Linked DNA regions of Homo sapiens: region 1 is linked to region 2. The links are chromatin contacts, found by Hi-C or POLR2A ChIA-PET in ENCODE. All regions are on one chromosome and are shown on one strand. The core of a region is the stretch at or near the end of the contact, and the rest is flanking DNA. Distances in the headings are between cores, read along the strand shown.

Evidence for each region. A loop is a pair of places that touch in the nucleus more often than their neighbours do. ChIA-PET counts read pairs that join two places held with the same protein, here RNA polymerase II (POLR2A).
Region 1: a map of mammary epithelial cell shows a loop between it and region 2 (10-fold over the local background). The contact joins the enhancer-like site here to the promoter of FBXL5 in region 2. A Hi-C loop is called at or near these places in 2 of 168 maps with a recorded cell type or tissue (K562 and mammary epithelial cell). POLR2A ChIA-PET finds 5 or more read pairs at or near these places in 3 of 52 experiments (MCF 10A, PC-9 and WTC11).

What each region holds. Positions count from the first base shown.
Region 1 is chr4:15,523,188-15,526,901 of GRCh38, reverse strand. The region is part of intron 11 of CC2D2A (coiled-coil and C2 domain containing 2A); the gene reads right to left. Among named protein-coding and RNA genes, the nearest start is that of CC2D2A, 55 kb to the right of the region's middle. Within about 2 kb of position 1,646, at least 2 of the 41 ENCODE cell types and tissues checked have a DNase peak (open chromatin) inside an H3K27ac peak, as active enhancers do; they include PC-9 and mammary epithelial cell, where a contact is called at or near this core.
Region 2 is chr4:15,653,946-15,657,588 of GRCh38, reverse strand. FBXL5 (F-box and leucine rich repeat protein 5) reads left to right here and starts at 2,232. Exons shown (of 11, transcript NM_012161.4): 1 at 2,232-2,385. The coding sequence starts at 2,302. It also overlaps a transcript of FAM200B not described here. RefSeq lists an enhancer at 1,708-1,827 and silencers at 2,128-2,237, 2,162-2,339, 2,478-2,547, 2,578-2,797.

The DNA of each region.
Region 1 (3,714 bases), core at 397-2,896, 130 kb after region 2:
GGGCTGTGCAGCTGAGCCAAGTGTGTAGAAAACAGAAACAGAAGTCTCCAATAGGAATGTCTTGGATCGTTTGGTATATAATGTATCAGATACATCTCTTTGCTTTTCTTCCTTAAAATCCTCAAGATATTTACTTTGATTACTACAGCTACTGTGGGTGGGAGCTCAAGGGTGGAGAGGAGACATCTTTGATTTTGTGCCTTTATTTTTTCTCATTATAAAGACTGACTATAGTAAGGATATGGTGGTTGAGACATCACTTGATCCTTCCTTTTTGCAGAGATGAGCTATTTATCTAGAAAATGATAATGTATGATAATGATAATGTGGCATAAGTGAATTATTTACAAATCATGAGCTTAAAGGAAAAGTGTAAAAATTCTAATCAGAAAAGAAGCTTTTATTCTCCCTAAATTATGGGTAACATGTTCAGCAAACTCTTCATTTAATTCTTTTGCATGGTGTTATGTAAACATGCTAGATCTGGGCTAGGAGACTTGGATTCTAGGCCTGGCTCTACCTTGAACTTGCTCTGAGACCTTGGGCAAGTCACTATACATCTCTGGGCCTCTAATTTTTCATGTGTAGAAATAGGAGGCTAAGGAAAAAGATTAAATTAGCATTTCGTAGATCACTAGGTATCATATCAGGCATTTCACACGCATCATCTCATTTACTCAACAAAGATTAATGGATGTCTACAGTGTGATACAGCCTGTCTTCAAGCAGCAATCAATTTAGAAGGGAAGACAGCCCTAGGATCTAAAAGCATGAAGTCTGGGATGTGCAGAGGGAGGTAGGAAGCCCAGCCCAGAAGAGGGGATTCCAGCATTAGAGTCCTATGATTATAAGTTTTGAACAGATTGTTTTATTTTAAAAATGCCCTTGAAAACTGGAATGTGCTTACAAATATTTTAGGCTCAAATCAGGATGAATTGACTATATTGCAGTACTTTCTGGAATATGCTGTATTTCCCAAATCTGCATTACCCCACATTCCAATAATTGCTGGTGGTCTCTGCTTTTTGCTTAGCCCAACCAAGTATAAAAAGCTTCCAGGACTCCTTGCAGCCACTGGGCTAGACTGCCCAAAAGACCACAACTCCCATACTATTAGAGAGAAAGACCTCTAGTTCCTTTTCTCTTTGTTGTATCTGTTCCCTTTCTTATATATCGAGAACTATTATGAACACAGTAACAACAATTTCTTCCAAGAATCTTCACTTGGATTTATAGAAGGAAAAACCACTGGGACATGGATCAGCTTCCACTGGTCTTTTGTATCTTATGAAAGCCCTGGGTGGCCTTTCAGAGATCAGATCTGGTCATTAATATCCCTACACTTCAGACTGCAACAATGGAGGGCCATTTTTTTTTTCTCTTTCATTCAGGTATAAGTATTCAATTATAAACTGCATTAGTATTATTAGTTTTTAATCTCCATGTGACCACTCTGTGTTTTATAACCCAGATTACCTGGATTAATTAAAAATTTCCACCTCACAAATACATGTACAACTAGACTTCAAACCACAGACATAATGGAAAATTCCTCTCTAATTGCTTTGCAGCTGCTCATTCTTGCTTTGCCTTGCCTCTTACCTATGGGGTTCCAGAGTTATGAGATCACTCAGGGTGTGGCTCTCAGGTTCCATCTTGTACGCTTCTTGGTATGAGTAAATAACGTGGGTAGAGTGGTTCTATTTACTTGTAATGCAACTTAGGTCACCTGTACTTTGCATCTCCTTCCACAAATCTGCATTAGCCTAAGTTCCAAAACCTGCTAGTGGTCTCTGCCTTAGACTCAGCTCAAGCAAGTGTAAAAGTGTTTCAGGACACTTAGTAGTCATTGGGCTAACTGGATCAAAAGACCTCAACTCTCTTCCTATTAGGGAGAAAGACACCTAGTTCCTTGTCTTTCTTTTTGTTGCGTCTGTTTTCCTTTCTTATTTATTGATGACTATCATAAACACAATAGCAACAATTACTCCCAAGGAGGGATAATATTTAGAGTATATTTTAACTTTAAAATTGATTTGATTTTTTAGTCTTCAACTGAAAACTGAAATGCTAAGAGGTGATGAATATGGATTATCTATTGATGTTCTCACCATGTGCAGAGATGCATACCAAAGGAGAAAAAAAAATTAAAGCCGGGTGCGGTGGCTCACGCCTGTAATCCCAGCACTTTGGGAGGCCAAGGCGGGCAGATCACGAGGTCAGGAGATCGAGACCATCCTGGCTAACACGGTGAAACCCCGTCTCTACTGAAAATACAAAAAAATTAGCCGAGCGTGGTGGCGGGCACCTGTAGTCCCAGCTACTTGGGAGGCTGAGGCAGGAGAATGGCGTGAACCCGGGAGGCGGAGCTTGCAGTGAGCCAAGATTGCGCTACTGCACTCCAGCCTGGGCAGCAGAGTGAGACTCCATCTCAAAAAAAAAAAAAAAAAAAAATTAAAAATTTTACAGAAGGCCGAGTGCAGTGGCTCATGCCTGTAATCCCAGCCCTTTGGGAGGCCAAGGCGGGTGGATCACGAGGTCAGGAATTCAAGACCAGCCTGGCCAAGATGGTGAAATCCCGTCTCTACTAAAAATACAAAAGTTAGCCGGGTTTGGTGGCGGGTGCCTATAATCCCAGCTACTCGGGAGGTTGAGGCAGAGAATTGCTTGAACCCAGGAGGCGGAGGTTGCAGTGAGCCGAGATTACACCACTGCACTCCAGCCTGGGCAACAGAGCGAGGCTGTGTCTCAAAACAAACAAACAAAAATGTACAGAAAATTAATAATCATTGGTAAGTTTAAAATACAAGTTTCTACATTTGCCCTGAAAAAATAATAGCAACAAAGTCTGGGTCCACCTCAGAGCCTGCAGTAGATTCTAGAATTATTATTCTGGTCTTCCCTGGGAAGATTTCTCCTTTCCCGTCTTCTGGAAACATGCCATGTTTTCTGGACATGAGGTTAGTGGATAATGATCCACTTGCCACTGACTAGAGTTTATTTTTTGGTATTGATAATGTGAACTGTGGGGAAAAATATGATTCTTTCCTTCTGGAGTTGTTAAGCTTAGGCTATCAAAGGACACATCCCCTTATGTGTAGAGAATTCTGTCATGCCTGCAATTGCAGAGAATGAGGCCCACCAGTATTCAAGAAGAATCAGAGAAAAGAGGGGTGGAAGAGAGGCCTGCCGGCATCAAATCCCTGGTCCTAGCCCCTGAGACCTTGTTTCCTAAAGGTTCTCCTTCATTTTATGATTTATTCCCAGATCCTTTCCAGTTTTTTGAGCCACTAAGTTCCCTCTTTGCTTAAGCTAGTTTGTGATGGGTTTCTGTCATATGCAACCAAGAGAGTCTTGTGTAGTGAAGTGCTTAGAACGCAGCAGATTAACAATGCTTTGGTGAAAAACTGGTGAGAACAATGATGGGAAAGTGACAGTTTTATCTAGTGGTACCTCTGCGGGAGCTTGGAATCATGACACAGTCCTCCAGTGGGTATGCAGTTCTGAAAAAGGGAGGCTCCTGCACATTGCAGGGCCTTTAACACCTGCTTCCATTTCTGTCTTTCCAGCCAAGGCACAAAGTCTCTCTATGGCCAAGCTAAGATTGCTCCCTCTGTATTCCCAGAATTTAGCACAGCTAAGAATATAGTAGACTTTTAGTTAAGTATTTTTTAGTTAAGGATGGAAGTAATAAAAAAGGAAGGAAGGAAGGAA
Region 2 (3,643 bases), core at 983-3,482:
AAAGTGGCTGTTACTACTTTTCAGCTGATTATAGAGCTTCAAATCTGGGTTACAGTGAAACTGTGTGGATGGACTTTTTTTGTTGTTGTTGCCAAATACCTTTTTAATGTGTCTGGTTCTACAGATGGATACACTAGTGAACAGCACAGACACAAACAGTTGATTGGACAAGACAACATAGCATATTAAACATTAGTAAAAATGAGGAAATTACACAGTGCTATGAACTACCCTCATTCTTTTTTCCAACATATTTACTGAATACTCACTTTATGACAGACATCATTCTAAGTGCTGAGGATAAAACAAAGTGCATGTTCTCATGGAGCTCATTTCTCTATATAACTGGTTCACCTGAGGTCTGATTCTGCATTCCAAGATAGCTGGAGTGAAAGATTAGTATGAGGTAAAGAAATAGAGGGTAAATAAGAAAATGCTCTCTGGAGGTTATTAAAAAATATAGAGGCAAAGTCCTGGCAAAAGAACGAGAAACGGGGTGAAAGGGAGAAGGAGGAAGAGAGAAATTAATCTTTATCAAATATTTTATTATTATTCTATTTCTTAAGCCTTATTCCTGCTTCTTAAGACAGACTGTGAATAAGCCATCTCTGTATCCCAACTAATGCAATGACTCTGGGGGTACTGTCAGATCCAGATTTATATGACAGATTTTTGACTTACTAATTTGTGGGACCCTAGGCAACTACTAGAATGTCTTGAAGACTTAATTTCCTGCAGCACTACCTCATAGAGTTGCTTTAAAAAAGTATTACTAGCTTACAGACGGTACTGTTATAAGTGCTTCAAATATATAAATCCTCATAAAGATTCTGAGGTAGGTATTATTAGCTTCATTTCATGTCAGAGCAAACTGAGGCATAAAGAAGTCATATAGCTTGTTAACGGTTGTATAGCTAGTGTCTGGCAAAACCAGGAATCTTAACTTCCAGAGTCTGTGGTTTAACCACTGTTCACACTGTCTATAATAGCATATAGTAATATAAGATTAGAACTAAATAGGGTGCATTCCACTGCAAAGTTCTTTCTCACCTTCTTCTACTCCATTATTTGTTGACTATTTACTGATCCCCATGTTGTCTTGCAACTGTGATAGATAATAGAGAACAAGGGTGAACACAGCATATCTGGTTCTTGCCCTCCTGGAGGTTCTGGCCATTAAGCAAATAACAATTCCTCCCAAGGTTCTCAGGCTTCCCTGTTTTCTCCTATTTCTCTATCTGTCCAGCAGTACTCCAGCCAACCAATCTAAGACTGACCGGCGTGAGCAGAGAACAGAGTCTCCAGGAGGTCTGTGGCCAGGGCCAGGCGATTTATGGGAAAGAGGCAGACATTTTCCTGGGTTAGTGACCTTGTTTTCTCTCCGAACCTCCGCTTAAAATGGCGGGATTTGTACCAAGGTTCTTTCCCGCACCAACCTTCCATTATTCACCCTTCTCCCCACCCCCAAGGCCCGTCGGGCCTATCCCTGACCCGCGTTCCTGCACTTGAGGTGCATTTCCGCACCTGGATCCCCAGATACTGTTTTTCCCCCACGTTGAGTCTCCCGAATTTCACGAGAACTCTCTCTCGCGGTCTCTGCCCCGCCCCTCGCACCCAGGCCCCGCGCCCGCTGTGGGCTGCCGCCCGGGACCGAAGCTCTCAGAGCCCGCAGCTCTGGTTCACCAACCGCTGGGTGGGAGCCAGGCCCGGCCTTTGAGTGGCGGCCGGGGTGGTCTGCGCTCGGCCCCAGGAAAAATCTGGCACGGGCCAATCGCAGGGAGGCGAAGGGCAGCTCCGGAGGTCCTGGCCAGAAGCATTGGTCACCCAGGCCAAGCAGGCGTCGGGGCGTGGGCACAAGCAGAGCTCGCGGCCCTGACCGCGGCCATTGTGCTTGGCTGCCTCTCCTCAAGGCCGTGGTGGGCAGGGCAGCAACGGGAGAAGCGCCGAGAGCGCCACTGCAACGACTTTCCCCTACCCTCAGCTACTGTGCTTTCATGTAGTGAAAGAAACAGGGAAAAGGTTTGGGTTCCTTCTGCGGCTTATGAAGACGACAAAAAACGAAAAGAGTGGGGGCGGGAGGCAGAAGCCGCGAGCCTCTGCGCGCGCCCGGTCACGTGGGCCGCAGGGATCGCATGGCGGCGGCCTGCGCGCCCCCGCGTCCCCGCCGGCCAAGCCGACCGGGCGCGCGCGCCGACGGGGCGGGCGCATGCGCAAGGGGGCGCGCCGCCTCTGCCCCGCGGCGAGGGTGTCTATGGAGAGGCGGCGGCCGCGGCTGCTGAGGCGGAGGCTGAGGCAGTGGCGATGGCGCCCTTTCCTGAAGAAGTGGACGTCTTCACCGCCCCACACTGGCGGATGAAGCAGCTGGTGGGGCTCTACTGCGACAAGGTAACGGAGCGCTGAGCCTCCCGCTGTGGGCGGTGCGGGCGGCGATGGGGAGCGGGCTGGGTTCTTGGGGCGGCCTGGCCTGCGCCGCGCCCGCAGCCCCGTGCCGTCGCCGCGCGAGTAGCCGCCTGCGCAGCTGTCAGCGCCGCCCGCTCCCGCAGCCTGCCCGCCCGCTGCGAGGCCTTCGCAGAGCCGGCCTGGCCGCCGCCTCGGACGTGCTCTCGGGGCGGGCGGCGTCCCCTGCCGAGGGCCTGGCGGCTGAGGAGGGGCGCTACCGGCGTCACTGGCCGCCCTCGGGCCGGCCCCACCGCCGCGCTGGGACTCCCGCTGCTGCCTCTAAGGAGAGCGGCCCTACCTCCTCGAAGCCCTGGGTGCCCCGGCCGGCCACCTGCGGTGGACTCCCATCTGCACCGAGTAGTTGTTCCCGTCCCCCGTCACTCCCCCGGGCCTGTTCGGGGCTCTCCGTGCAGACACCCACCCATCCTCTGCACCTCTCGCTGGCTTCCTGGCTGGAACTGCAGCGTCTCCCAGCTACCCGGTTCCTTTTACCCCCGGCTTTCTTCACTGGTTTGATTTGGGAGAAAAGCCAAGTTTAGAACTGAAGAACCTTCACTCTTCATGTGTCGTTATCGTTTTCCTTGCAACTTTTATTGCCCTGAACACTTACTGGATGTAGATTTTGTTATAAGACAGCAATTCTCTCTTGGATTTCTTTATATGAGCTCGAATAAAGGGGGCCTCAGGAAAAGTTGGTTTAACTGTGAGAACCATTTTGGGCCCATAATTGGTGCAGCATAAGCTGAAGAGGCACTTTTGTGGAGATGGTTCAGGGCCCTTTGCTAGTGATTTTAAAACAATATTAACATTCCACGTATTTGTCAGTTTATGTTGGGGAAAGTCATGGATATCTGCAAACCTCAGGCAGTCCCGTTTCTTGTGGAAATGATCCAACTAAATAAAGCATTCAAATGACTACTGTTTAAGCATAGAAATCAACTTTTAGGAATTCTCAGAAATTGCATAGCATTATGCAGAACCATTGTCTACAGAAAAGAGGGGTGTTTCATAGCTCAGCCAGGCGATTGGAGGATGCCCAGGGTATTCACTGTTAGGCCACACTCAAGACCAGCAATTTAAAGCAGTGACGTTGAATTTCAAATCTTAGCACTCCATCTTCTCCCTCCCTCCATTCTGAAAATTTAGAAACACCCAGTTCACATGAGTTGGAAACACCAGGACTGTCTAGGACAATGGTTTGCAA